Regions from separate parts of the Homo sapiens genome. Here region 2 is linked to region 1. Evidence: read pairs that join two places in POLR2A ChIA-PET (ENCODE). Cell type or tissue: B cell. All regions are shown on one strand. Each heading gives the region's core, and the rest is flanking DNA. Links, peaks and the distances in the headings are about the cores only.

Region 1 (8,000 bases), core at 1-8,000:
ATGATCCACCCACCTCAGGGTCTCAAAGTGCTCGGATTACAGGTGTGAGCCACTGCGCCTGGCCTTGACAGTGTAAATACTAATCCCATCAATTAGTCATTTATTTTACTAAGGAGAATGAGGCATTTCATTTCAGAAAATACTATTTAAGGCTGGGCACAGTGGCTCACACCTGTAATCCCAGCACTTTGGGAGGCTGAGGTGAGCGGATCACCTGAGGTCAGGAGTTTGAGACCAGCCTGACCAACATAGTGAAACCCCATCTCTACTAAAAATACAAAAATTAGCTGGGTGTGGTGGCGCACATCTGTAATCCCAGCTACTCTGGAGGCTGAGGCACAAAAATCGCTTGAACCCGGAAGGCAGAGGTTGCAGTGAAGTGAGATTGTGCCACTGCGCTCCAGCCTGGGCAACAGGGTGAGACTGTGTCTCTAAATAAATAAATGGGGTGGCACAGATGCACTTACCCTAACAGAGTTGATTTGCCCTCTGTCCTGCTGGGCTGAAACTCTTTCCTGTTCTCCTGCTATAGATGTATCCTCCACTCCTCGCTGGCCACCATCCTGCTGCCCAACAGAAGAAGCTCTTCTGTCTCCGATTTCCTGAACGGTCTAAGGTAAGTCTTTACAACTCCTATCTACAACTTCTTCCTCCAAACTTGTCTACTTAAGGTGCACCTAATGCATACAACAGATGCTTCACAGGGAGACTTGTGTGCATGGGGTGGGAGTGGGCCTTGTTTTTCTAACTCTTGCCACTGCAGACAGCATGGTACACAACACTTAAGAGAGTTAGCCACTTTTGCCGGACACGGTGGCTCACGCCTGTGATCTCAACCCTTTGGGAGACCAAGGTGGGTGGATCATGAGGTCAGGAGTTCGAGACCAGCCTGGCCAACATGGTGAAACCCCATCTCTACTAAAAATACAAAAATTAGCCAGGCATAGTGGTGCACGCCTGTAATCCCAGCTATTCGGGAGGCTGAGGCAGGAGAATTGCTTGAACCTGGGAGGTGGAGGTTGCAGCGAGCTGAGATCGCGCCACTGCGCTCCAGCCTGGGCGACAGAGTGAGACTCTGTCTCAAAAGAAAAAAAAAAAGCCACTTTCTTACCAGCAGTACAGGGCCCCAACTGCCTCCCATGTAGCTGGGATTATAGGTGCCTGCCACCACACTCAGCTAATTTTTGTGCTTTTAGTGGAGACAGGCTTTCACCATGTTGGCCAGGCTGGTCTCGAACTCCTGACCTCAGGTGATCTGCCTGCCTCGGCCTCCCAAAGTGCTGGGATTACAGGTGTGAGCCACCGTGCCCAGCCTATAAATGGATTTTAAATACATATCCTTTGAACAACAGAGCCCGACAGTACTGACACAATCAGATGACTTGCGTGCTCAGTAGATAACATTACTATTGATTAATCAGTTAATTCTCTTTATTGCCCACAAATCCCTGCCTTGGTCAACACAGTGTGACTTGTCACATATAAATGAAGTGCTAATGTGCCTTCTGCAAATCCCCCTTATAACTTTTATATTTTTGAGACAGGGTCTCTTGCTCTGTTGCCAAGGCTGGAATGTAGTGGTGTAATCATTGCTCACTGCAGCCTTGAACTCCTAACTCCTAGGCTCAAATGATCCTCTGGTCTCAGCCTCCTGAGTAGCTGGGACTACGGGTGTGCACCACCACGACTAGCTAATTTTTTATTTTTTGTGAAAACAAGGTCTCACTATGTTGCCCAGGCTGTTCTCAAACTCCTGGCCTCAAGCGATCCTCCCATCTTGACCTCCCAAAGTGCTGGGATTACAGGCATGAGCCACCATGCCCAGCCCTCTTTTTTTTTTTTTTTTTGAGATAGGGTCTCGCTCTGCCTCCCACGCTGGAGTGCAGTGGCATCATTTCGGCTCATGGTAACCTCCGCCTCCCAGGCTAAAGCATCCTCCCACTTTAGCCTCTCAAGTAGCTGGGACTACAGGTGCATGTCATCATGCCTGGATAATTTTTGCATTTTTCATAGAGACAGGGTTTCACCATGTTGCCCAGGTGGGTCTAGAACTCCTGGCCTCAAGTGATCCACCCACCTCAGCCTCCCAAAGTGCTGGGATTATAGGCGTGGGCCACTGCACTAGGCCCTGGCCTTCTTTATAACCTTTGGAGGATCAAGTGACATCCATAGGAAGTGTTTGCTGAGTTCCCATGAGGCCTCAGTAGCTCTAGCAGGTGTTATTTAAGAAAAAACAAGTTTAGATTGAGTAATTTTAGAAAGCTGAAACTCTGCAGAAAATAGGCTACAATAAAGAAAACACTTCACATAGACTTTAAAAAACATGCACTATACAATCTTTTATTTCCAGTTTAAAAACAAAATCTTAAATTACTAGGAGTATATTTACAAGATTAATTACATTTTAAGCCAGCACACCATGGATGTACATGAAGGGCCACTCGGTGTCCCTCGCTGGGACAGGTTGTGTGACCTGCCCAAGGGGCTCCGGCTCATTTGCCAAAGTCAAGACGACGACCAGGTCTTCTGACTGCTCAGCCCAACCAATAATGAAAAAAGTATCAGAGATGTGTCATATCCATTTTGCTAACAAGCAATTACATGCCTTTTTAGTGTTTAAGAGAAGCCTTAATTTTCCTGGGATATCTCCGTAAAATCATTCTGGAATTTGATTTTGAAAATTCTTTAAGAAAAAAAAAAAAAGCTTGTCACCCCCATGAGACCTGCTGTCTCTCATGTCTGCAGGGACAGGCCTTTTAGAGGCAGCAAAAGGGAATACTGGTCTCTGGAAAGTCCAGACAGAACTCTAGCAGCTCCGATGGCTTGATCTCTTCCAGGGAGCCAGTGGGCTAGGCCCATGCTTTGGTTCAAAGCGTTTGGAGAACATCTTCTTGCTCCTTTTCCGGAAACGAGATAATGGACACAGAGTCCCAGACGTCATCCTTTGGTGAGCTGTCCTTGTCCAAGGCCTCTAAGATGGGCTGAGTTGGGTCTTTTAAATACTTGAGGAGGTTGGAAAGCAAAATTGTAATTAGTTTACCAGTTCAGTATACCAGACCTTTTAACTTTAGTTTTTGTTTTTATTTTATTTTTATTTTTATTTTTTTTTTGAGATGGAGTCTTACTCTTGCCTAGGCTGGAGTATAGTGGTGTGATCTCAGCTCACTGCAACCTCTGCTTCCCAGGTTCAAGCGATTCTCCTGCCTCAATCCTCCAAGTAGCTGGGACTACAGGTGCCCACCACCTTGCCTGGCTAATTTTGTATTTTTAGTAGAGACAGGGTTTCACTATGTTGGCCACGCTGGTCTCAAACTCCTGATCGCAAATGATCCACCCACCTTGGCCTCCCAAAGTGCTGGGATTATAGGCGTGAGCCACTACGCCTGGCCTACTTTAGTTTTAATTGGTATAGTTATTTTATTCAGATATAAGTTGATTCTGTCCACCAATGACATAACTTATTTTTCTTTTTATTCAACAATGAAACAATTTTTTTTTTTTGAGACGGAGTTTCACGTTGTTGCCCAGGCTGGAGTGCAATGACACGATCTCATCTCACTGCAACCTCTGCCTCAGCCTCCCAAGTAGCTGGGATTACAGGCATGCACCACCACACCCTGCTAATTTTGTATTTTAAGTAGAGACGGGGTTTCCCATGTTGGTCAGGCTGTCTCGAACTCCTGACCTCAGGTGATCCGCCCGCCTCGGCCTCCCAAAGTGCTGGGATTGCAGGTGTGAGCCACTGCACCCGGCAACAATTTTTTATTGTTGTTGAGTCAGTCTCTTTTTCGCCCAGGCTGGAGTGCAGTGGCGCGATCTCGGCTCACTGCAACTTCCGCCTCCTGGGTTCAAGCAATTCTCCTGCCTCAGCTTCCCAACCAAGTAGCTAGGATTGCAGGCGTGCACCACCACGGCTGGCTAATTTTTTTTTTTTTTTTTTTTTTTTTGAGACGGAGTCTTGCTCTGTTGCCAGGCTGGAGTGCAGTGGCGTGGATCTCAGCTCACTGCAGCCTCCGCCTCCTGGGTTCAAGTGATTCTCCTGCCTCAGCCTCCCAAGTAGCTGGGACTACAGGCGCATGCCACCATGCCTGGGTAATTTTTGTATTTTTAGTAGAGACAGGGTTTCACCCTGTTGGCCAGGATGGTCTCGATCTCCTGACTTCATGATCCACCCACCTCGGCCTCTCAAAGTGCTGGGATTACAGGCATGAGCCACCTCACCCAGCCAACAACTTCTAATAGTTGAATACTCCTTACCCCTCATCTCAGTAATCACTTTAATACTCATCCCAGGGCTGACCATGTTAATATGCTGAGAGTTTAAAAGGGCAAAACTCAGGAAAAGCAAGTTTTGTTTTTTTCTTCTGATTTTCTGATTGGAAGAAAAGCAAGTTCTTCCTTGCAACCCTCAGTGTAGGCCTGTGGGTTATTAATCTTAAGACGTCTCTAAAATTGTAACCTTTCAGTGAAGGAGGGACTGGGGGCTCTTGTTCAGCTGTGATGGGGAAAAAGAGGGCAAGTTCACAAGCATTGGTCTCAGGCACTCCTCCACCCCTCCCCTTGCACCAGCGCACAGCAAGCAGAGAATCTGGGAGCGAGGGCCTTAGGCCTTAACATATAAAGGGGTGTTTCCCAGCGATTAATTTCCCTTTTGCTCCCGCAGGCTTTAGGCTTAGCCATAGATTCACCAAGTTACCAAGAATCTAGTGTCTAGCTCTTGGAAATGCTGAAAGATACTGGAAGACAATAAGCTTGTAGCTGACTGACTGAAAGAGGAACAAAACCAAAACATGTACCCTTGTGAAACCCCAGAATTATAAGTGAAACATGATTCACTGTTCCCATGTAACTCAGAGACCTTTGGCGGATGTTCTTTATGCTTTCCTAGAAAAGTGAACTGACAGGCCTGTGTTTTCTGTTCATGTCTCAGAGGAATGACTCATAGTATATTCATGTACTGGGGCTCAGCTGGTAGTTCTACCAGGAGAGAGAGAGATTATTACTGCAAGTAAGATTCTGAGACCTGTTAGGAGCTGTGATTTTGTGACAATATTAACCAGGGAGGTTCTAGTAGGGAATCTGTATACTGCCTGTGTACCTACAATACATCATGGCAGATGAAGGAACAAGTGACTAGGGTTCTTTCTGAAAGTGCTGCTATGTTTCTGCAGACTTGGACCTTATCTAACCTCTGTTCATCCCACATGTAACTGAGTAACATTCTGCTTCCAACACCTTTACTCTAGGTTTACCCAAGAATAATGTGAAGCCTCCAGAAGCAAATGCTTTTTATTTATTTTATTTTTTTGAGATGGAGTCTTGCTCTGCCACCCAAGCTAAAGTGCTATGGTGCGATATTGGCTTACTGTAACTTCCACCTCCTGGGTTCAAGCAATTCTCCTGCCTCAGCCTCTCATGTAGCTGGGATTACAGGCGCCCACCACCACGCCCGGCTAATTTTTGTATTTTTGGTAGAGACAGGGTTTCACCATGTTGGCCAGGCTGGTCTCGAACTCCTGACCTCAGGTGATCTGCCCACCCTGGCCTCCCCAAGTCCTGGGATTACAGGTGTGGGTCACTGCGCCCGGCTGCAAATGCTTTTTAAATGTTCTTCTCTCAGCTCGCCTCTGATCCCCAAAATGTCCTGACCGTGTCCTCAGAAGGCCCAATGGCCTCACAGAGCCTCAGGGGGCTGGGGTTATGCAGGAAAATAAGACTTTCCACAAGACCCACGCTACTGTTCTTTCTCAAGTCCTTTCAAATATTAGCAATACCCACTGGGCAATGGGTACACGGGGCCTGGCACTCACAGCTCTGGGTGTTGACTCTGCCTTAGGGCCCTCCTAAGCACCCTGTGGGCCCCAAAGCTCAAGCTCCTGATCACTGTCTCCACCGCCTTCACGTCCTCCAGCCAGGCCACTTCCCTGGAGCATTCTCCAGACAGCAGAGGAGACCTGCTGCCTCGGAGAGGGGTCTACTGCAGCCAATCTCCAGGCCAGGCCACCTTTTTAGCCAACCCCATGCCATTAAAAAAAAAAAATTAAATTGTGGTAAAATACACATAACATAAAATGTACCATCATAACTCTTTTTAGGTGTACAGTTCGGTAGTGCCAAGCACATTCACATTGTGCAATCATGACCACCATCCATCTCCAGAACTCTGTACAGCCCCAGAACTGAAACTCTGGCCCCATTCAACACGAACTTCCCACTTCCCTCCCTCCACCACCGCAACCACCATTCTACTTCCTGTCTTTATGGATTTGATGACTCTGGGGACCTCATTTAAGTGGAAGCAGACAGTATCCTTTTGTGACTGCCCTACTCTACTCAGCATAATGTCCTCAAGGTCCATGTGTGTGGTAGGATGTGTCACAATCCCCTTCCTTTCTAAGGCTGAATGATATTCCATTGTATGGAAAGACCATCTATTAAAGATTTATCTATTAATCCTTCAACGACACCGGAGTGCTTCCACCTTTTGGCTGTTGTGAATCGTGTCAACATGAACATGGGTGTACAAACAACCCCATACCATTTGTAACCCAAATCTCTGTGTCCACGGCTTTGCCCACAGCTGCACTCTTAGGGGTTGCCAGGGGCAGTGGGGCCCTGATGTGTCACCATTAAGATGTCTGCGTGGCCGGGCGCAGTGGCTCCCGCCTGTAATCCCAGCACTTTGGGAGGCTGAGGTGGGTGGATCACTTGAGGTCAGGAGTTTGAGACCAGTCTGGCCAACATAGCAAAACCCTGTTTCTACCAAAAATACAAAAATTAGCAGGCCATGGTGGTGAGCACTTGTAATACCAGCTACTCAGGAGGCTGAGGCAGGAGAATCGCTTGAACCTGGGAGATGGAGGCTGCAGTGAGCAGAGATTGTACCATGACACTCCCGCCTGGGCAACAGAGCAAGACCCTGTCTCAAAAAAAAAAAAAGAGATGTGTGCACACGTACCTCTTCTATCTGTAATGGGATGCTTGGTGGAGTGTGAAACCAGTATTTAATCAGGCCTCTATATTTCAGGACCAGGAAGAAACAGGCTCCTGCCAGCACCGACAGCAACGAAAATGTTCCCACGGAGATCAGGATGACTTGCTGAAGCTCAGTGGAGGCTAAAAAGAGGACACGAAAGTGAACAGAATGATCTTCCTACGCACAACACAAACATCAGTTAATGTTCCATCCATGCTGCTTAAAGAGCATTCCTGTCCTAGTAAAATGGGCAAGTCCCTCTACCCCCCACCCTCACCTGGTATGCTTACATTAATAGCTAAAGTCAATCCTGTAATGAAATAAAGCAAGTGGTAGCTGTCTGGTAGCCTCCACTACTGCAAATCTCAGCACAAGCTCATTATTCCTGCAGTTCAGCACTCTTCTCACTGGGTCTCCCCACTCCCACCACCCATGACCTCATAAGCATTCCCCGATTTCACTATTGGAGGAGTATTCTTTTCCCAGTTCAGAAAGGACATAAGAAGGTATATTTTACCATCTGCCATTGTTTCGTAGCAAGATATGTTGCTTAAATGCCCGACTCTAAAGATGTTACTTTTGTTCCAAAGCAGTTGTGCCTGGACTTGTAAACAGTACACTCTGGAGGGTTTTAAGTTATCCAATGAAATGGAGTTGCTTCTGAAAGGGCCTTTGACCTGTTTTAAAAACATCACAAGCACACATGTAAATGAACATGGCCAAGCTGCCTACATCTTTTCTGATGTTTCCTCAAATTCACTGTGAACACGACAACCAAAGAAGAACAAGATGCCATTTTTAGTGGGTCACTGGCTGGCAGTGGACACATTTTATGTGTGAAAATTGGTGTGTTGTGTGGCCAAAGAGGCTGATAGCTTTAGAACTGTGTTTCTGGCTGTGAGGTCTCAGAGTGCCCATTGTAGTAACTAGACTTCAGTAAATCCCAATTTCTAGGATAATCTTTTTCTCCTTTAACATTTTGGGCTGGATGGGGTGGCTCACGCCTATAATCCCACCACTTTGG
Region 2 (15,793 bases), core at 7,456-15,455, 120 kb after region 1:
GTTCAGGCCTTCCACACTGACCATGTCAATTACAAGCTTATCTTCTCAGGTGCAAAACAAAGTCAAGACTCCATCTACCCAGAGGCATCTGCATAACTGACTCCCTTTACTCTCTTTTTCTCTTCAAGACACTCATGGTATCTTAAAATACAGATTTCTTGGGCACTAACTAAATTCTCACAGAACTATTTGCCTTACTGCCTTCCTGCCCCACCTCCTGAAAACCTCTGGAAAACCAGTCACAGACGTGTTTGTGGCTCACGTTTTTCCCGGATGCGCCCTGAAGCAGGCTTAGTAAACCTCGAGAACTGACAATTATGCTTCAGTCACTCCGACTGTCATTTTTTATTGGCCTGTATGAATCCTGAGGGCAGAGAAATCCTGGCCACACTTAGCTCACTCCCCCGTGGGACTGGGCGCCTATTCACCAGATTGAGGAAATGCATTTCGGGAAATGTTTTGTTTATTATCAAACAGACCAGCGGAGCCGCGGTACTTTCCCGGAAAGAATCAAACTCGACACAAAGCTCTGGCACCGCCATTTCACGGGGGTGGGACCCGGGCGCTCCCGAGGACCCGTACACGGCCACAGGCAAGCGGCAAGAGAGGACCCAGAACACCACTTTCTCCTGGTTGATTTGCGAGCCCAGGTCGGGTTTAATCTTTGGCGCGGCAAAGTGGACCGAAGGTTTCCCAGACTGGGCGTCTGTCGCCCCCAACAGCATCGCCGCCCCCGTAGCCCAGCTGCGTGCCCTACCTCCCGCCCTGCGCCAAGACTCTCCTCCCCGCCTCTCACCTGCGGCTGCGGACAACACCCATGGCGCCACGGCGACGAGCACTAGGGTCGTCGCGCCCAGGAGGACGACCATCATCTGGGAGCCGCCGCAGATCCCACCAGTTACATGTTCGCGCACGCGCAGCTCCTCTCAGCCGCCATCGCCCCGTCCTAAGTCACACCGCCCCTCTGCACACGCGCTGCCCCTCTTAGCTCTCACCGCCCCTCTACGCACGCGCCGCCTCTTCTGACACACACACCGCCCCTCCGCGCACGCGCCGTTCCTCCACGCACGCGCCTTTCCTCCTAGCTAGCACCCCTTCTCCAAGCTCCCATTGCCCCATCCTAATTGCAGCACCCCTGTGCGCGCGCGCCTTAGAAATCGCAGGCCTCCTGCATTCTCTTCTTCCTCACTCTTTCCGGCCTATGGCCGGTCTGGAGCACTTCACCATCGCATTCCAGGACGACTCCCCCTCACAGGAGGCCTTGACCTTCACAGGATCGCGGCACACACCTGCGCAGACCCAGCGACTTTGGAGTTCCCGCGTCTCTTCCCCATGTCTGCAGTCGGAGGGCGCGGGTGGGCTCCTGGTCGCGGCCCGGCGCTCTTCGTCCTCGCCCTTCTCCGCCCGGGGCGCTTGCTGACCCTAGAGTCTTGGACAGTGGCGTTGGGAGTCCCCAGCGGCCTGGGAACCAGATGAGGCTGGAAGGAGGAAGTGGCTGAGCGACCAGACCGTTGCTGTGTGCAGAGCGAGAGCGGGGCAGAGGCGGTCGAGCGCTCGTTTTCCGGGCGACTTGGCTGAGGGGCGAGATGGTCCCTTGGAGAGAACAGCCACGGGCCCTGGGCCGAGGGGCTCCAAACAGCAGTCGCTAGGCTGTTTTGGTCGTCGGGCTTTATCAGTAAACAATTCGAGCCCATGGTTCGAATGATTATTTAATTAAATTCCTCAGTAATAGATCCAGTGCATTGTGAAAATATGCGAAATAAAATTTAAATGATGAGATAAAATAAGGAATCAAATACTTCGTTGTTATAACAACCAAGCAATTAATTAGCAATTACATAATTAAATGAATGTTTGTAAAGAACAATGCAATGGAATATATATGTATTCCATCTATATATTCCATCTCTATATTCCATCTATATATTCCATCTCTATATCCCATCACTATATTCCATCTCTATATCCCATCTCTATATTCCATCTCTATATCCCATCTCTATATTCCATCTCTATATCCCATCTCTATATCCCATCTCTATATTCCATCTCTATATTCCATATCTATTCCATCTCTATATTCCATATCTATTCCATCTCTATATTCCATATCTATTCCATCTCTATATCCCATCTCTATATTCCATCACTATATCCCATCTCTATATCCCATCTCTATATCCCATCTCTATATCCCATCTCTATATCCCATCTCTATATCCCATCTCTATATTCCATCTCTATATTCCATCTCTATTCCATCTCTATATTCCATATCTATTCCATCTCTATATTCCATATCTATTCCATCTCTATATTCCATCTCTATATTCCATCTCTATATGCCATCTCTATATGCCATATATATTCCATCTCTATATGCCATATATATTCCATCTCTATATGCCATATATATTCCATCTCTATATTCCATCTCTATATGCCATCTCTATATGCCATCTCTATATGCCATCTCTATATGCCATCTCTATATGCCATCTCTATATGCCATCTCTATATGCCATCTCTATATGCCATATATATATGCCATCTCTATAGCCATATATATATGCCATATATATATGCCATATATATATGCCATATATATATGCCATATATATATGCCATATATATATATGCCATATATATATGCCATATATATATATGCCATATATATATGCCATATATATATATGCCATATATATATGCCATATATATATATGCCATATATATATGCCATATATATATATGCCATATATATATGCCATATATATATATGCCATATATATATATGCCATGTATATATGCCATATATATATATTCCATGTATATATGCCATATATATATATTCCATGTATATATTCCATATATATATATTCCATGTATATATTCCATATATATATATTCCATGTATATATTCCATATATATATATTCCATGTATATATTCCATATATATATATTCCATGTATATATTCCATATATATATATTCCATGTATATATGCCATATATATATATTATATATATATTCCGTATATATATATTCCATACATATATTATATATCTATTCCGTATATATATATTCCATACATATATTATATATATATTCCGTATATATATATTCCATACATATATTATATATATATTCCGTATATATATATTCCATACATATATTATATATATATTCCGTATATATATATTCCGTATATATATTATATATATATTATATATATATTCCGTATATATATATTCCGTATATATATTATATATATATTCCGTATATATATATTCCGTATATATATTATATATATATTCCGTATATATATATTCCGTATATATATTATATATATATTCCATATATATATTCCATATATATATTCCATATATATATTGCATATATGTATTCCATATATGTATATTGCATATATATATTCCATATATGTATATTGCATATATATATTCCATATATATATATTCCATATATATTCCATATATATATATTCCATATATATATTCCATATATATATATTCCAGATATATATTCCATATATATATATTCCAGATATATATTCCATATATATATTCCAGATATATATTCCATATATATATATTCCAGATATATATTCCATATATATATATTCCAGATATATATTCCATATATATATTCCAGATATATATTCCATATATATATATTCCAGATATATATTCCATACGTGAATATTCCATACATATATATTCCAGACGTGTATATTCCATACATATATATTCCATACGTATATATTCCATGCGTGTATATTCCATACGTATATATTCCATACTTATGTGTCCCATATATGTATATTCCATATGTATATTCCATACGTATGTGTCCCATATGTATATATACGTATATATTCCATACGTATGTGTCCCATATATATATTCCATACGTATGTGTCCCATATGTATATGGGACCCATACGTATGGTCGACATACGTATGTTTCACATATGTATGGTCCACATACGTATGTTCCACATATGTATGGTCCACATACGTATGTTCCACATATGTATGGTCCACATACGTATGTTCCACATATGTATGTTCCACATACGTATGTTCCATATATATTGGTTCCACATATATATGTTCTATATATGTATTGGTTCCACATATATATGTTGCATATATGTATTGGTTCCACATATATATGTTGCATATATGTATTGGTTCCACATATATATGTTGCATATATGTATTGGTTCCACATATATATGTTGCATATATGTATTGGTTCCACATATATATGTTGCATATATGTATTGGTTCCACATATATATGTTGCATATATGTATTGGTTCCACATATATATGTTGCATATATGTATTGGTTCCACATATATATGTTGCATATATGTATTGGTTCCACATATGTATGTTGCATATATGTATTGGTTCCACATATGTATGTTCCATATATGTATTGGTTCCACATATGTATGTTCCATATATGTATTTGTTCCACATATGTATGTTCCATATATGTATTTGTTCCACATATGTATATATGTTCCATATATACATATATGTATATATTCCATTGCATTGTTCGAATCGGAGTCTTGCTCTGTCACCCGGGCTGGAGTGCAGTGGCGCGATCTCGGCTCACCACAACCTCCGCCTTCCGGGTTCAAGCGATTCTCCTGCTTCAGCCTCCTGAGTAGCTGAGATTACAGCTGTGCGCTATTGCGCCCGGCTAGTTTTTGTATTTTTAGTGGAGATGGGATTTCCGCTGTGTTACCCAGGCTGGTCTGGAACTCCTGACCTGAAGTGATCCGCTCACCTTTGCTTCCCGGAGTGCTGGGATTGCAGGCGTGAGTCACCACGCCCAGGGGAAATATGCCTATTTTAAAAACATCTTAGAGGTATAATTTATGTATCTTGAAATTCACCCAGTTTGAGTGAATAATGATTTTTAGGCAATCTATCCAGCTGTTAGGTATCGTTTAAAAAACTTTGAATTATCACTTTACGATTCATCGATTTGGGGGTTTGATTTTGAGTGTGTCAGTACTTCGTTTTAACAACACCAAAGGTGGAAAAACACCCCATGAAGATACGTGAATCCAAATGGAAGAGGAAAAATTCCTGGTTGCAATTACAAAATAATACTTATTTTAAAAGCCTTTTGAACGACTCTGCATGTTTAAATTAAAATTTCCATTTCCTGCTGTCCAAAAGTTCTTGCAAACTAGTTGGAATAGGATGCATTTTTATATTTAGAACAATGAGCTCAAAATGACTGAAAAGTTTAATTAGATTTTTAAACACATTGACAATTTCCTCCCCTCCTTTTCTTCCTCCTTTCCTAAGATTTTCACTCTTCCCCATCTTAATACAACCTATTATAAACATTGAATTGTATTTTAATAAAATTGGATTGTGCTTTAATAAAATTTGCCACAGCTGTGACACCCTGTGGTAAGTACTTCGTGTACTTTAGTTTCAACTTTTTTGCTGTAATAATTTATTTAAGGATAAGACATGAATTAATTTCCCCTGTGGTGCAAGCTCTGTAACCTTAACCCAGAACCTCCCTTCTCTCCTTTATTCTAGTCAAAACGGTCCATTAGAGGCTGCACTTGCAGTTTTTCCATACAGCATGTTCTTTTTCACCTTTTTTGGTGGGGAGGGGAGAGGGAATCTTGCTCTGTTGCCCAGGATGAAGTGCAGTGGCATGATCTCGGCTCCCAGCAACCTCTGCCTCCTCAGTTCAAGCGATTCTTCTGCCTCAGCCTCCTAAGTAGCTGGGACTACAGGCGTGTGCCACTGCGCCTGGCGAATTTTTGTATTTTTAGTAGAGACGGGGTTTTGCCATGTTGGCCAGGCTGGTCTTGAACTCCTGGCCTCAAGTAATCCACCTACCTCAGCCTCCCAGAGTGCTGGGATTACAGGAGTGAGCCACTACACCCAGTCCCATTTTTACTTTTTGCTTGGAAATAATTTGAAATTACAGACAAGTTGCAAAAATAGTAAGATAGCTCCCACATACCCGTTGCCCAGATTCAGCAAATCGTTAATATTTTGCCATATCTACACTCCCTCTTTAAATACACATACAAAGTCATGTATGTATGTTATTTATTTTCCTGAACTTCTTTAGCTTTCTTTAATCCAGAGTACTTCCCTGGCCATTGTCTTTCATGTCATGGACATTTTTTTGATTTGGGGATTTTTTTTTTTTTTTTTGAAAAACACAGGCCAACTATTTTATAGAATGCTTCTCCAATTTGGACTTGTCTGATGGTTTCTCCTGATTAATTTCAGATTATGCGTACCTGGCTTGTGTGGTGTCCTCAGTCCCTTCACAGGCACATTAAGCTTATTAGTACCTCATATGTGATGTTAATTTTGATCATGTATCAAAGTATTATAGTTACAGTCTCCATTGTATAGTTACTATTCCGCCCCCCATCGACCTCCCCTCCCACCCCACCTCCTGCAGCTAATTGGTGGGAAGACACTCGGAAATCCTGCAAATATTCTGCTGTTCATCAAACTTTTCTTCTAGAATTAACATCCATTAATCATCCTTGCCTGAACTATCCTACCTGTGATGGTCATGAAATGGTAAGTTTTCAACCCTGACCCTCTCACTGCAAATATTAGTTGACACAATTTAAGAAAGAGCTTTTCTTTCTTTCCATTTATATTTATTTATTTATTTATTTATTTGAGATGGTGCTTTGCTCTTGTTGCCCAGGCTGGAGTGCAATGGCGCCATCTCGGTTCACCGCAACATTTGCCTCCTGGGTTCAAGCAATTCTCCTGCCTCAGCCTCCCGAGTAGCTGGGATTACAGGCATGTACCAGCATGCCCGGCTAATTGTGTATTTTTAGTAGAGACAGGGTTTCTCCATGTTGGTTAGGCTGGTCTCGAACTCCCGACCTCAGGTGATCTGCCCGCCTCGGCCTCTCAAAGTGCTGGGATTACAGGCGTGAGCCACCACGCCCGGTCTCCATTTATTATTAGTATAGACTCACAGATTCTTATTTTATTTCATTGGTTATAGTTCATTGTTATCCTTACTTAAATTTTTAAAATTAATATACAACTTTTAGAGGAGTTTTAGGTTTACAGACAGTGTGGAGAGTTCTTATATACCCCCTCATCCCAAGCCTGCTTTCAGTTTCCCGTTGTTAACATCTTGCATTGGGGTGGTACATTTCTTACAGCTGATGAACGTATACTGATACATTATTAACTAAAGTCCAGAGTTTACGTAAGAGTTCTTTCTTGGTGTTGTACATTCTATGGGTTTTTACAATGTATAATTGTTACTGGTAGAAGGCATCCCAGTTACCTGCACAGCAAATTCGACTGAGGGGCATAAGGCGGAAAAAGAGACTGAGGCAAGTTTCAGAGAAGGAGTGGAAGTTTATTTAAAAAGGCTTTAGAACGGGAAAGAAAGGAAAGTACACTTGGAAGAGACCCAAGCGGGCAAATTGAAGGACAAATGCAGCGTTTAACTGTGATTCTAGGATTTATAGGCTGGCCCACTTCTGGGGTTTTGCACCCCTTTCCCATGATTCTTCCCTTAGGGTGGGCTGCCCGCATGCGCAGTGCCCTTCTTACACTTGGGAGGTGAACATGTGCAGTGTGTTTAGGAAGTTGTGCGCATGCCCATCTGAAGATTTCTTCCCTTTTCCGATGGAGTGCCCCCGGAAGGTCATACTCTGCCGTTTTGTCTCTTAATGTGCATGCACCGGCTCACTCACCCAATACCGGAGATTATTGGAAGCTCTTTTTGCTTCTTGGCGCCTACATTCAATTAACACTCTAATGTAATAGCTGTGGACCATTAGGAGATAATTCGGCTCTGGGTGCTGAATTATTTTTAGAGAGGCAATGTGATTGTTGAACCATCACCTGACATTCCTGGTGGGTGGGGGAAGAGCCGTCTCCTGCCCTTCTCATACATAACCACTTGCAACATAATGTCATGTATCTACCATTACAGCATCATACAGAGGCATTTCACCGCCCTAAATATCACCTGTGCTCTACCAATTCACCCTCCTTATTTATTTTAATGCTCAAATTGTCCTAGATTTGGCCAGTGGCAGCCACTTCAAGCTGACTCTTGTTCCTTTTGCTAGTATGCTCTTAATTTTTTCTAACACTTCTTTACTTTCTAGCACAAGATGTTCCAAGTTCATCTTATATTTTTCCTGCTCAGTCCTAAAATCAGCCATTTCTTCAAGGGGCCCTGCTTTTTGTTGTTGTTGTTGTTGTTGATGATGTTTTTATTGGGGGATGGTATTTAGAAACCAATATATGGGCACTAAAACTTTTTGTTTTAATTAAGGAAGTAAATTACTGTTGAGTATATATTTTATCTTTCCCTTTTTGGCTAACAAAGAAAAAGTCGTTCCTTGGGTATTTCACTTTTGGAAAAAGACATGTTAGAAACATCTGTGCTTTAGAGCATGTTTCCATATGATTACGTGGCAGATTTCCCACACTGTGAAATTGAACTCTTGTTTCTTCGCATTGTCAGCCGTATTTGCTATACACAGTCCAACACTATTGCTGACTGAGGAATGTATTTTAGTTTGTCATATTGTAGAAAGAAGAACAAGGGGCATGTGGCTTTTTGTCTTTTGCTATTAAGAACCCCCAAAGCAGTTTCTAAACACTGTCACCAATTACGAAATTTTGTAAAGAACCAAAACGAATGAGTATCATATGACTTTAAACACTCTTGGAAAGAAATTGTGGGGGTTTGCTTTTCTGGAAAATGTCTTCCTAATGTGATGGCTTCATACTGTGATTAGCTAATATGTCAAGGCTGCTGTTATCTTATTCACTTGTGTATTAATAGTACTATCTTTAATTTCCAATTTATTTGCAAGAATCTTGTCACATCCATTTTGTGAGCATTAATTTAGTTAAAACTAGCTAACGACCTGTAAACACACATCAAGCCAAGTAAATGGTTAGACATAATCACAAACTCCAAAAGTGTACAAGCAGAAGCATCGCTGCGCATTTCCACCTTGTGAGTTTCTCACTCTGTTCTCAAGTGTGTCACACATCACTGAATGTGACAATGTGATGCTCTGGCATTTGGACCAAGTGAAGGTGCTTGTGCTAGGTTATATATCAAATATCAAAAGCTTAATTTATTTCTTATTAAAGAATGTAAATAGAATTTCACTGCACTTCGGTGGACCCTGTAATCCAACGCAAACCCCTAGGGTGGGTGCACCCTGGATTAGAAATCACTGCTTTAGAACCTTCCAGAAGAATAAATTCACTTCTTTCTGGGAGGAGAGTTTGGTAGATGAAAGGAGAAGAGTCCTAGCTGAGTAGCAGCCCAGTGGCACAGACTTTGAGGGTGTACAAACACTAGCTCCAGGATGTTCAGGAAGGAATCTGAGCCGTTCTACTCTGGAATCTCCAGAATGTCTTTCTCCTTGGTGCTTTATCATCCTATACATTTCCTCATCCCAGTAGGCAGGCAATTCAGTAAAAGATAGTAGTGAAGCTGGCACAGTGGCTCACACCTGTAATCCCAGCATTTTGAGAGGCTGCAGCAAGAGGATCACTTGAGCCCAGGAGTTTGAGACCAGCCTGGACAACAAAGAGAGACCCCCATATCTGCAAAAAATACAATTAGTTGGATGAGGTGGCAGAGGCCTGTGGTCCTAGCTACTCAGGAGGCTGAGCCTGGAGAATCGCTTGAACTCCAGGAAGTCAAGGCTACAATGAGCCGTGATCACACCACTGCACTCCAGCCTGGGTGACAGAGTGAGATGCTATTTCAAAATAGTAATAATGATGATGATGAAGCAAACGGTGGGAACACTAAACTAGTTTAGTGGTGAGGGATACACATTGCAGCAGGTGACCTGCAGTAAGAGATGTTTAAGGGGAGGCAGAGTATAAGTAGGAGATAGGAAAAGAAGAGGGATACAGCATTCTAAATAAAGGGAACAGCATATTTGAAGGTCTAGTCTGTGTTCACATGGCTTGAGGAAAGATTGAGTGTGGCTGCATGCTCACTGCATACTGAGAAAGATGTCTGTTTTTAAGCAGTAACATGGAAGACAGCCATACGCCTTTTCAAGTGGTAACTAAGTATCTCTTAAACAGAGACTGGCCTACTGGTTAAGAGTCTGAGTTCTGAAGTTGACTTAGGTTGCTATCCCACCTCCGTCACTCTGGGATCTTGGGCAAGTTACTTAATCTTTTTTCCTGCTTCCTCATGGGGACTATAATAATATCTATATCATAGTGGTGTGATGAATTTTTAATCAGTTAATGCACACCAAGAGCTTAGTTTAGTGTCTGGCACAGTGTGCTCAGTAATTTTGGTTATTTTTTTCTGACCATCGTGGTTACTGTTTTTCCTACTTCAGGAGGGCTCAGAGGGAAGATCTAGTTTTTCTGGAGAAAACCTGAAGGATCAAATAGCCCCAATGATCAAAACTTCATAGTCTGCAACCTCAATTGAGCTGAAATTAAAAACCTACACTTACTTCACATCTCTACCCTACAGCTTTTCTTCTCATTTTCAACAGATGTTCCTCCACCCAGCTCCTAGTTTCTTGGAAAATACAGTCAACAGATCAGGTTTCAGCTCTCCATCACCAAAACTTCAAACTCACCTGCACCTGCTTCCATTCTGTCTTTCCCTGTCGTTGGGAAGACATCCTTCTTTCAGTCAAATGAAAATCTCTCTGTCTGGTTCCGTGAGCCACCCCTTCATAGGGATGGCTATCCGTTGATTATTTTTACGTTTTTTCATGACTTTATCTCCTCTCTTTAGTTTCTTCTTGTTAACAGTTACACATTCTCAAGTCTCTCCCAATTTAAAAAGGCGTATATGCTGCTTTCACTCCAGAAGCCGTCCTTCCTGTTATTATTCGTAGCCAAATCTGTCTACATTTGTCCACAACTATCTTTGTTTTCTCACTTATGTATTCCTCAGCCCACTGAGCTTATCTTTCTGTCCCGTTTTGCTTATTCTCTTCTCACCCAGATCATCAGCTAATTTCTAGTATTCAGATCTATTAGACATTTTATAGCCTTGATTTTACTTGACTTCTCCATAGCATTTGGTATCTATCATTCCCCACGCTCTTTTTCTCATGATTCCATACTCGTTTGCTGTTGCATCTGTCTTTCTGGCCATTCTTCTCAATCTCCAGGACAACCCACTCCACTGCTTGTGACTTAAATATTAGTGTCCCTCACTGCTTTGTCCTGGCTCATCTTCTTTTCTCATCTCCTATAGTGGTCTCTTCCTCTTCTGTGAGTTCACTGACTGTCATTTATGCTCATGGCTCCCAAATTGGTCTTCAGCCTAGATTTCTTTCCTGATATCCAGATTTTATATCTATCAGTGTATTGGAAAGAGGAGGATGAGCCTTTATTCCCCTAATGATTCTGCTCCTCATTTGAGGAGTCTGGCTCCGTCCCAAAATCTTGTGCGTGATCTTTCAATCCTGACCACAGAAATTACAAAGCTTTGTCTGCCAGGCCTCATGGGGAGAAACTGTCCTCCCCATACCAGACTTGCATGTGCACTACAGTGCACTGCATTTTTCTAGAGGGATTTGTGGTTAAGGACTCAGCTTTCCCACCTCCCACACCACCTCTGGCCAGCCCTGCTCATAAGCGTATCTGCATTCCTGGCCATTCTGTAGGGGAAAAAGGAACACTGGGGTGCTGCCGCCTCTTTTTTGCTTCTTGTTTGCAGTTAATAAAGGCTTGATTGTTATTTTCAGTTCAGCTCATTGTCCTAAATACTATCTGGACACCTGATTGCTTGACACCATTCAGTGGACCCTTTCTATTTGAGGATTTGTGTCTGTCTAGCTGAAGAAAATTTTCATGTATCATTTTTGTGGCTGGGGTTTGGTGAGCTTCTTGGATCGATGGGTTTATAGTTTTCATCAAGCTTGGAAAACTATTGGCCATTCTTTCAATTTTTTTCTTATCCTCGCTTTACTCTCCTTCAAAATGCACACTTATTAGACTCCTTAAAGTTGTGTTCGATGCTATTCTTTCATTTTTTCTTGTCCTTTCCCCTGTGTCTTTCATTTTGAATAGTTTCTATCACTATGTCTTCAATATCACTGCTCTTTTCTTCTACAGTGTCTAATCAGCTATTAATCTGAATTCAGTATATTTTTCATCTCAGACATTGTACTCTTCATCTCTAGAAGTTGGATTTAGTCTTTTAAAAATATATTTCATGTCTTTCCTTAATATACTAATGCTTTCTTTCATCTTCTTGAACATATAAAATATGGTTTCAATAACCGTTTTAATGTCCCAATCTACCAAATCTATCTACTATTTCTATTGATTTACTTTTCTTCTTGTTAAATTAAATTTAGCCTAAAGCTACCTCCTTACATATTTTAAGTCTGGCCTAAAGGCTTCTTTGTACATCATGAACTGTAGCCTACCTAGATGTGTAAACAGACTGTAATTTGCTCTTGTAACAAGTAGCGGAGTCTCAGCCAATCACAGCAGCTGAGTTTTGGCCATTCACAGGTGGCCAGCTGTTTAAGCCAGCTTCAATAAGGCAACAAAACAGCTGTGATCAATCCAGCTATTTCTGTATCTCACTTCTGTTTTCTGTACATCCCTTTCCTTTTTCTGTTTAAAAATGTTATTGACCATGTGGCAGCCCTGAAGTTGCTCTGAACCTATTCTGGGGGCTGCCCAATTTATGAATTGTTCTTTGCTAAATTAAACTCTATTGAATTTAATTTGTTTAATTTTTTTGTTAAAAAACACTCTCATTCATTATGGGTTGTATTTTCCTACCTTTTTTCATGGCTAGTAATTTTTTATTGGGTGCCAGACATTATAAATTTTACATTGTTGGGTGCTGGATATTTCTTTATTCCTATAAATATTGCTTGAGTTTTATTCTGGGATCCAGCTAAGCTACTTGGAAATGGTTTGGTACTTTTGAGGCTTGCTTTTGTCAGAGAGGATCAGGCAAGTGTTTGGTGTAAGAGCACATTTGCCCCACTATTGAAGTAATAGCCCCCTGAGTATGCTACCTGATGCTTCATGAATTATGAGATTTTCCACGCTGGTTGGAAACTATTTTCAGCCCAGCATGAACCCTGGGGATTTATCCCTTTGCTTTTTTAGCGTGGTTCTTTCCCTGGCCTCAAGTTTCCTTACTACACATTGTCTGATCAGTAATTAGCCTAATACTCTTTGCAGCTCTCTGGAGCTTTTTCTCTGTGTGAAGCTCTGTCTTGTCTGGTTCTCTACTCCATGAAATCTAGCTGCCCTGGCCTCCTTGGACTCCTAGCTGCGTTTCCTCGACCCACAGGGATATGGAGTCCTTCTCTCTATGCTGAGGCCTAGAAATTCTCTCCAGTAAGTCAGTTTGGGCAATTGTAGAGATCATCTCAATTGTTTCTCTTCTCTTAGGGATTACTGTCCTGAGTTTTTTATTGTCTAATATCTAAAAATATGTATTTTAAATCTTTTGTGCTATTTTGGTTGTTTATTTATAGTTTAAGGCGAAAGAGTAAATCTGCTCCATGTTACTCCATCATGGCCAGAAGCAGAAGTCTCATCCTTGCACCGTGTTTTAAATACTTCCTCCCTTCCATTTTCTTTCTTCTTTCTTAAACTCCTATTAGTAGAAAATTGTACTTCCTGGATTGACCCTTGAGGTCTCCTAATATGTTCTCTCTAGTTTTTAACTCTTTATATTTTTGTCCTTGGTTCCGGAAGATTTACTTGATTTCTAATGAAATATTTATTTCTGTGATTATATGTTTAATTTTTAAAAGCACTTCTTTATTCTGATTTTTTAATATATAGCATCATGTTCTCATTTTATGGATGCACGAATGTGGGATCTTTTAGAATTTGGGTTTCTGTGACATTCTCTTCTGTTCCAATATTCTATTTCTTTAAGAGTCAATTGGTTCTGTTTGTCTTTTTCTTTTATTTTTCTCATTGGCAATCTTTGAGTATTTTTTAAATATATTTTAAAGGAGACAGCAGGTTGATTTTTTTTAGGTAGCTAGTATTAACAGAGTCTTTCTCAAGAAAATGAAGACGTGTTTTTGAGGCAGAACTTATCTCTGGAAGCATCCCTGTAGGATAAGTAGGGAAGTAGGGTGTGAGACATTGCAAGATTGTGGACACCAACTGCCAGAATGGTGAACTCTTCCCTTTGGCCTACTGAAGAGTGCAGTAATATTGCCAGGGTGGTTAATTCAATTATTGAGAAGAACAGATCTATAATTTTTTGCCTAAGGGTGACTTAGACAAATGCCTGACTGCCTCAGGAAGGGGAGAGGCAGGCAGCAGAGGAGTGTGGGAAGCTTTTTGCCACTGCTATTCTGTTGACTGACTTTTAATTAACCCATTAGTGTTTGTACCTCCTCGTTTTGTTTCCACCTTTCTGTCATACCTGAGTCAAGAACAGCAGCCTTTAGATATTTTTTATTACATAATTCCAGTAGGAAAACAACAACGTTGATCATGCATTCCCAGTAGGTGTATTGTTATTTATCTATAAGCTAAATACGCATATTACTGCACATATTTTTATGCACATCGTAAATCACATACAAAATAAACATTTGAAAAGGATGCCTTTTATAGACATTTAAAAAGGGATTTTAAAGGCTTTTTATGAGATGGGGTCTTGCTTGTTGCCCAGGCTGGAGTGCAGTGGTGTGATTCTAGCAGTGGTGCAGCCTTAAACTCCTGGGCTCAAGGAATCCTCTCACTCTGTGAGAGGGAGTCTCACTCTGTCACCCAAGCTGGAGTGCAGTGGCACAATCTTGGCTCACTGCAACCTCTGTCTCCCGGGTTCAAGTGATTCTCGTGCCTCAGCCTCCTGAGTGGCTGGGATTACAGGTGCACACCACCATGTTCAGCTACTTTTTGTATTTTTAGTAGGGACAGGATTTCCCCATGTTGGCCAGGCTAGTCACAAACACCTGACCTCAAGTGATTCACCTGTCTCAGCCTCCCAAAGTGCTGGGATTACAGGCATGAGCCACCGCTCCCGGCCCCACCTCAGCCTCTTGAAGTAGCTGAGATTACAGGCATGAACCACTGTGCCTGGCTTAAATCCTTTAAAAAAATATTTGAAAAATAAAAATAAAAGACTTAATATTTGTTCCCACACCATGTATACTGGTCTTGAGCCCCCAAGACATCTGGTCTGTTCACATCTCTGCCTTCCTGATCACCTCTCTGCTCTCATGAAACCTACCTACTCAGAGTGCTATAACTTGTTGCTTTCTCCCTTTTTTGTTTACCATGTTCATGGAAAGCCCTTATGTGGAAATTAACAGAAAACTGTCTCTGTACCACAGAGAAGATAAAGGGAGATATCCCATTGCAAACTCTGGAAGAATTTTAAGCTTAAATCTGTCCATGAGTGGATGACATGGCTTTTTTGCAGGATTACTGTGGGTCACACAAGTCCTGTAGAGCACCTCTTGTAATGCCAATGACAGTGTCAGTTTTTTCTAAGTAAAATTTCTTCACAGAGTTCATGAAAGAGAGAAAAAATCCTGGAAATGTAACACGATGCAGCAGTTATTTAAGCCCAAGTTCAATGCCTTCTAACTAGGATGCATCTTACTAAACATATATTTGATAAACTATAACACAGAAGATAGGATAATGAACAAGATAGACATGGTATCTGTATTAGTCTGCTCAGGCCGCCATAACAAAATACCACAAATTATGTGGCTTAAACAACAGAAATTTATTTTCTCACAGTTCTGCAGGGTGAGA

What was found. Peaks named below come from ENCODE experiments on the same cell type or tissue, not always from the same donor. Only the 100,000 strongest peaks of a DNase experiment are listed, where the experiment ranks them.
Region 2: POLR2A ChIA-PET joins it to region 1 with 5 read pairs; 12 of 35 experiments call an interaction of 5 or more read pairs at or near these places.

Annotation. Positions count from the first base shown.
Region 1 is chr21:33,431,830-33,439,829 of GRCh38, reverse strand. IFNGR2 (interferon gamma receptor 2) reads right to left here. Exons shown (of 7, transcript NM_005534.4): 5 at 7,494-7,653; 6 at 6,959-7,116; 7 at 2,314-3,002. The coding sequence ends at 2,868. It also overlaps a transcript of TMEM50B not described here. Among named protein-coding and RNA genes, the nearest start is that of IFNGR2, 32 kb to the right of the region's middle. In B cell, for the core only: no CTCF peak of the experiment used is centred there; a DNase peak (open chromatin) is centred at 4,819; H3K27ac peaks cover 6,864 bases.
Region 2 is chr21:33,310,135-33,325,927 of GRCh38, reverse strand. IFNAR1 (interferon alpha and beta receptor subunit 1) reads right to left here and starts at 958. Exons shown (of 11, transcript NM_000629.3): 1 at 797-958. The coding sequence starts at 872. It also overlaps a transcript of IL10RB not described here. RefSeq lists cis regulatory regions at 969, 1,026-1,035, 1,526, enhancers at 130-1,031, 1,265-1,314, 1,535-1,744, 1,032-1,934, promoters at 947-1,617, 971-2,254 and a silencer at 12,582-12,651. In B cell, for the core only: no CTCF peak of the experiment used is centred there; no DNase peak of the experiment used is centred there.